2 separate regions of the Homo sapiens genome follow, and region 1 is linked to region 2. The links are chromatin loops, found by intact Hi-C in ENCODE. Cell type or tissue: Calu3. All regions are shown on one strand. Links, peaks and the distances in the headings refer to the core of each region. The heading gives the core; the rest is flanking DNA. Region 1 overlaps UBE2E1 (ubiquitin conjugating enzyme E2 E1). Region 2 has its middle 19 kb from the start of UBE2E2-DT.

What was found. Hi-C counts contacts between places; a loop is a spot of excess contacts. Peaks named below come from ENCODE experiments on the same cell type or tissue, not always from the same donor. Only the 100,000 strongest peaks of a DNase experiment are listed, where the experiment ranks them.
Region 1: a loop joins it to region 2, with 2.7 times the contacts of the local background. A loop is called at or near these places in 14 of 110 quality-filtered maps.

The regions. Positions count from the first base shown.
Region 1 is chr3:23,809,335-23,812,251 of GRCh38, forward strand. It overlaps UBE2E1 (ubiquitin conjugating enzyme E2 E1), which reads left to right. Exons shown (of 6, transcript NM_003341.5): 3 at 2,126-2,176. Among named protein-coding and RNA genes, the nearest start is that of UBE2E1-AS1, 3.9 kb to the left of the region's middle. RefSeq lists an enhancer at 729-788 and a silencer at 1,259-1,578. In Calu3, for the core only: no CTCF peak of the experiment used is centred there; DNase peaks (open chromatin) are centred at 1,137 and 1,637.
Region 2 is chr3:23,182,593-23,185,509 of GRCh38, forward strand. No RefSeq gene overlaps it. Among named protein-coding and RNA genes, the nearest start is that of UBE2E2-DT, 19 kb to the right of the region's middle. In Calu3, for the core only: no CTCF peak of the experiment used is centred there; a DNase peak (open chromatin) is centred at 1,329.

The DNA.
Region 1 (2,917 bases), core at 129-2,628, 630 kb after region 2:
TTCTGTGAAGTATATTGATTTGGAAGGTAGGTGTTGCCCATAGAATTGGAAGGGGCACATTCACCAGGAGTAGGAGTGAAAAAGAAGCCTGAATTGGCAGACTAACAGGCTGCTAACTGCATGTTGGAAAGTGGTTTCTAAACCGTGGGTAGAGGAAAGCCCCCATTGCAAGTGGTCTGAACAAGAATGACTCTCTGGAAATAGGTATGAGTTACTCCTGCAAATCTCTTGCCAGTTTTTTGGAAATGCAAATGCTGTCTGTCAAGATGAAGTTGATAAAGCTTTTTGGTATTAACGCTTCTTAGGTATTAAAGAAACAACTACCTTTTTTTGTGACTATTTTATAGTGGGAGTTGGGTTGGCAAGGAGGACTGAAGTCAATATGTATTTTTATATGCGTTGTGCTCCGGGGAGGAAATTTTTGCCTACGTGTGTAGGTCTTAAAATACAGTTATTTGAAAAGATTCAGGTAAAGAATCAGGAAACCAATTTTCCAAACTTTGAGTCTAATGTACAGTCATGAGTCAAACAGCGGGAGTATGAATGTCTCAGAAATGAAACGCTTTTTGATAGTAGAATTTAGCAGGACACAAATACGTGTCAATTGAGATTGTGAACAAACCCCTTTCTAAAGTTGACAGATACGTAGGGACAGGAAATGTCCTCCAGTAGGAAGGTTTATAGAACCTCCCCCAGTCGTCGTCCTTAAAACCTGTTCCTCATTACATATAGCTCGTCCGTCCTCCTACCCGCAGAAAACCTTTGGAAAGGAAAACGTATCCTTTGTGAATTAGATTGCTCTGTGTGTGTGTTTAAAATTTTTTTAACTACAGTGCTGCCTCGGTGAGATTTTTAAGTTGTAACATAGCCCCATTGGGCTTTATATGATAGGAGGAGGAAAGGTTATAAAATTAGGCACCGTTTAGAAGGTGGAAGAAGCTTAGAGGCCCTAAACTGTCGTATTAATTGATGCTCTAAGTGCCTAGGTAAGCAAAAGACAAAGGCCAGGGCTTGGTGTGAACTGCCTGGTGGCTTCGGCCTATGAGTGGGGGATGGGGCCCTTTGTGAAGTCGAGGGTTGGTGCGGAGGGAGAAAACTGCAGGTCTCCAGTCTATCCCCAGTGTGAGCTAGAGAGCGGACCATGAAGGAAGTGGGCAGACCCCGGGAAGTTAGAGGACGCCCGGGGAAAAGCAGGTCCGGGGAGGTGGGCCGAGAGTCCCGGCCAGCGTGCGGGGCGGAGGCAGGGTCCGGTGCACCTGTGCGGCCGCGGGCCGGCCACTTGGGGTCTGTGGTGCCCGAGTGGCGGGCGGGGGTGTTCGCGCCCTGCTTTCGCGCGCGGTCTCGGGCCAAGGTTCTGGGCGCCGGGAGAGGAGAGCTGGGGCGGCGCGGAGCAGCCCCCGTGCGGGCACCCTGTTCCCCTCCCCCGCCCGCAACTTCACCGGCGCGGCGCGAGCCGTCGGGGGCGCGCGCGGGGTGGGGGCGGCGTGGCCGGGCGGTGGCAGCCCACCGCTGGGGAGCGACCTGCGGTCTGGGCCTCCCGGGCACCCCGCCACGGCTGGCAGGTCACTCGGGCCCGAGGGGCCTCGTGGGGAGCGGCCATGTTGGCTTCGTCACTGAGGACTCCGGGCGGGTCGGGTGTTGAGCGAGGCCTCGGACCTTCGGCCTGTCGGGGGCGCCCTGCCGGGGTGGGCATGGGGGCATCTGAGGGGTGAAAGGGGCAAGGGAGGCTGGAGGCTGGCGTCCTTCCCACGCACCGATGGCTGTGATCTCTCCGTGCTGGGGAGAGGTGCAGGGGAGGGACTGAGGAAACCGGTCGGCAAGTGAGAAACTTTAAAATTAGGTCCTACATGGAAAACACCGAGGAATAGAACTGCCCTGGTGTGCGAGGCAAGGTTGGAAGCCAAACTTTGCAGATGAGAACAGGAGATTCCAGGCTGCCTCACTTCCTCCGTGAAAAGTTTTTTTCCTAAACTAGGGACCTGAAGTTCTTGATGTGTAGTTCCTCTTTGCCCAGTAGAATCCAGTGATCGCGCTTAGGTTTATCTGCAGACCTGCACGCTACAGGTGGGAGGCTTCCGCGCCTTAATGCTTCTTGTGTTTGTCTTTCCCATTTCTCCCACTCCAGAATTCAGAAGGAGCTGGCGGACATCACTTTAGACCCTCCACCTAATTGCAGGTGAGTTGCTTTTCGGATTTTTTCCATTTTTAAAATTCTTCTAACCTTTGTCTTGGGTTTTTCTTTTTATTATATACTTTTTCTTTGATTCTTTGGCTAATGCTTGTTATGGCACTAACATCACGTAACAGCTGAAATTTATTAACCTGAGTATAATGTTTTGATGAGCCTCTGACAAGCTCAGTACTGTTGAGAAGAAGTAATGGATTTATTTGGAGTGGATTTTTACATATATGAAACAAAACTAAAGTAAATTTAAAGGTGTCTCCTTGCCTAATCATGGGTCTTTGATATGCCATTAAAGATGATGTAAAACCTTTCAGATGCGAAGGACATTTTGGTTTGGAAAACTGCTTTGCTACAGTAATCTCTTATTCAATCTCTGCTAAGCTAAGAGAACATTAGAGTTAAACACTGGATCTTCAAACTTACTCCATAGCATATAGATTTTTTATTAGACTTTTGGCAGAGCAATTCAGGAAACAATTTCTGGCTTTGATAAAGGTTTTCTTTTAAATTGTAGAGTTAAACTTTCATGGGGTGTTTTTTTCACTTGCTTTATTCAGACTGTATACATATGTGTGTTTCAGTTTCAAAACAAATTGAAACCAGCTTTCTAAGGGTTTGTTGATCACAGCTTTATTTAGAGAAGCCATTTTGCTACTGTTGAGTCAAGGTGGAAGACTTGATGACTTTACTAGATCAACAATGAAGTGAGGGTAACTTACAACTATGTATTAG
Region 2 (2,917 bases), core at 205-2,704:
GCAGGAGAATCGCTTGAACCTGGGAGGCAGAGGTTGTGGTGAGCTGAGATGGCACCATTGCACTGCAGCCTGGGCAACAAGAGCGAAACTCTGTCACACACACACACACACACACACACACACACACACACAAAATTTACCCAACACTTTTTCAAAATACATAATTTTCACTTCAAGTAGGTTTCTGAAATGCAGCAGTTTAAGAATCCATGCATAAATAAAATAAAAATAACTCACTATCTTTGAAAATATAATTTAGCCATGTATTTTGGGTGATTTATGTGCAAATGGAAAGGGGGAGTGGTCTAGATTCAAACTCAGGTGGTTTGAGTCAGACTCTGTCAATCCTTATAAGCTGTGTGACCTTGGGCAAGCCACTTCACTTCTTTGAGCCTTTGTTTCCTAGAACTCAGAGTTTAGGTTTCTGGGTTCTCTCTTCAGGTTGGAGAATATTATAGATCTGTTTCCCCAGAAAAGAGACTCTAAGAAATTTCCTAACACGAGTTTTATGGAAGAGTGCCTCTGAGAACAACATATGTGGGGGTGTTAAAAAAAAAAAAGGCAAAATTGGGCAGAGAGAAAAAATGGGTTGCAATGAATTGCAACAGAGTTCTCAGCTGATACTACAGGGAGCTCTTGAGTTAGGATAGCTCTTCAAAGCCATTCTAAATAAAAACACAGAGGCCTGGACCTGAACTCCCACATTGGCCAGCCATGCCATAAGGGCTGTCCTTTGGCTAATGGCAATTGATACAAAAGAGTGTGAGTTGCCAGGGCTCCCAGCAGCTGGGAGAATGAGTGCCTAGATTCTGAATGAGTGATCTGAGCAGCATATGCTATAAAGAGGAAAGCCATCTCGTTTCCTGCTCTGGAAGCGATATTCATTTTATTCAGATGTGTGGTCTAACTTCCACAACCCAGCAAGACAATTGTGAGGGTCCACAGTGAACCACCTGTTTTAGGAGGGGTTCCTAGACATAGACCCTGAGATGAGGATTCATACTAAAGCAATTTATTAGGAAATGTCCCAAAACAAACCAACAGGGGAAGTGAGATCAGGAAAGGAAGAAGGCCAAGCAAGCAAAAAGCAAAGTCCTACAGAAGGTAACATAGGCTCAGTTCTACAGGAGACCTTTGGAGAGGGCATGTGTACTTCCTCAGAGTTGTCCCCACCAGGGAGCAAGGTATTCTGCCCATTTATTACCCCCTACCCTACTCTGCACTCATCAGTCATTGGTTAGGGACTGCCTCTGAGAAAACTTAACTTTCCAGGCACTTTCAACTCCCCAAGTGTAGACAAATTAGATTCCAACCGCTTGGGGGCAACCCTTCAACAAAGACACAGATGCTACCTTTCCTGGGAGTGAAACCATACAGGGAACCCATGTGCCTTAAAGTGGTAAAGGGACTGGGAAGGCTATGGATGGAGAATTCAAAACACGGAGTAGAGGTTCATCAGTTTTTAATAAACCCACGTGTCTTATTGCCCAGGTGGGCACTGAGCCCAATTATTCCAGTTCTCTGTCCTGTCTATGCTCAACTTGAGAAGAAAGAAATCGAATGTACTAATCCTTCTTTTTTTTCTTTAGCATGATAACACATTCTCCTGTAAGTAAATGCATACCAAAAAACACACACACATTTATACTTCTCTCGAGGACAAGGAATAATTTTTCGGTCAGGGCAATCCTAATCTAGATTAACAAAATACAACATCATCATAACTAGAACTAATCGTGGATTCACCCAACATTTTTCAAAATACATAAACTTCAAGTAAGTTTTTGAAACACAGCACTTTTTAAATCAATGCATGAAGTTGTTATTAGAGAATATATCTTAAATCACATGTGCCTATTTGCAGAATGCTAGGGAAGTTTCCTTTTAGTGCATCCTGGAAGAGTGTATTAGTGATCTCCTCAATGCAATAACTTTCTGAATTGCTTTTGAAAGTGATTTGAAAGAGCTTTTAACAATGTTCTTCAATACAAGTATTTGTGAGGTCATACCCCCACTAAAAATTACAATATCTGTGTTAAATTTCCTTACCTCCTTTAAAAATTAGTGATTTCATTAGATGACATCTATCAGCATTGAAGACTCATATTAAGGAGGTTCATTTCAACTAATATCTCATTCCCAAATAGTACTTCACTGTTCAAAATTAAAAACTCAAGAGAGAACCCCGTAATAAGACAAAGACTGTAAGGACTTAGTTATTTGGCAACTCCCTCTTTTATGGAGAACAATTTTGGGGAACAACACCTGCTTTACAATGACAAACAAAATGAAAGGAAGCCAACATTAACCACACTTAAGTGACGGTGTTTATTTGCAGGTGGGAAAGGAAGGCTATGAGGTGGGTGCGCAAGCTTTATTAGATTGCTGTAAATAGACTTTCTTTTGCCACCTTAGGGTCTCCTATCAAATCTAATACCAAATGCATCTCTATACAAAGGCTAAGAAAAGGGCTTTATTCTCTTTCACTAAATGACGATTTTGAAGGAATGACTTAGGTATGTTACTAAGCAGTGACTTTGATATCATACCTAAATTTTTACAATCTACATTGTAAGGTATATAGGATTATCTGTAATTTGGGGAGAATCAGATTTTTTGTTCAATTGCCTTAATTTCTATTGTAATATTGGCTTTGTCTCTAAATATCTTATGATTAGGTTTATAAATGACTATGAAGCTCACAAAAACGTCTAGTAACTAAAAAATTGCAGTGGGCTCCAACAATTTGGTCCCTTTATAATTCAAATTTTTTATCTGCTAAAAGAAGAGACACAATATCTTATCACCTATGTTTTATCTGATTTTGATTAGGAATTTGAGCTACGTTTCCTATTCTGTTGAAGACACACCGAAACCAGACAAAGGATCTTAAGGTAAAGAACAGGAAACAGGTATC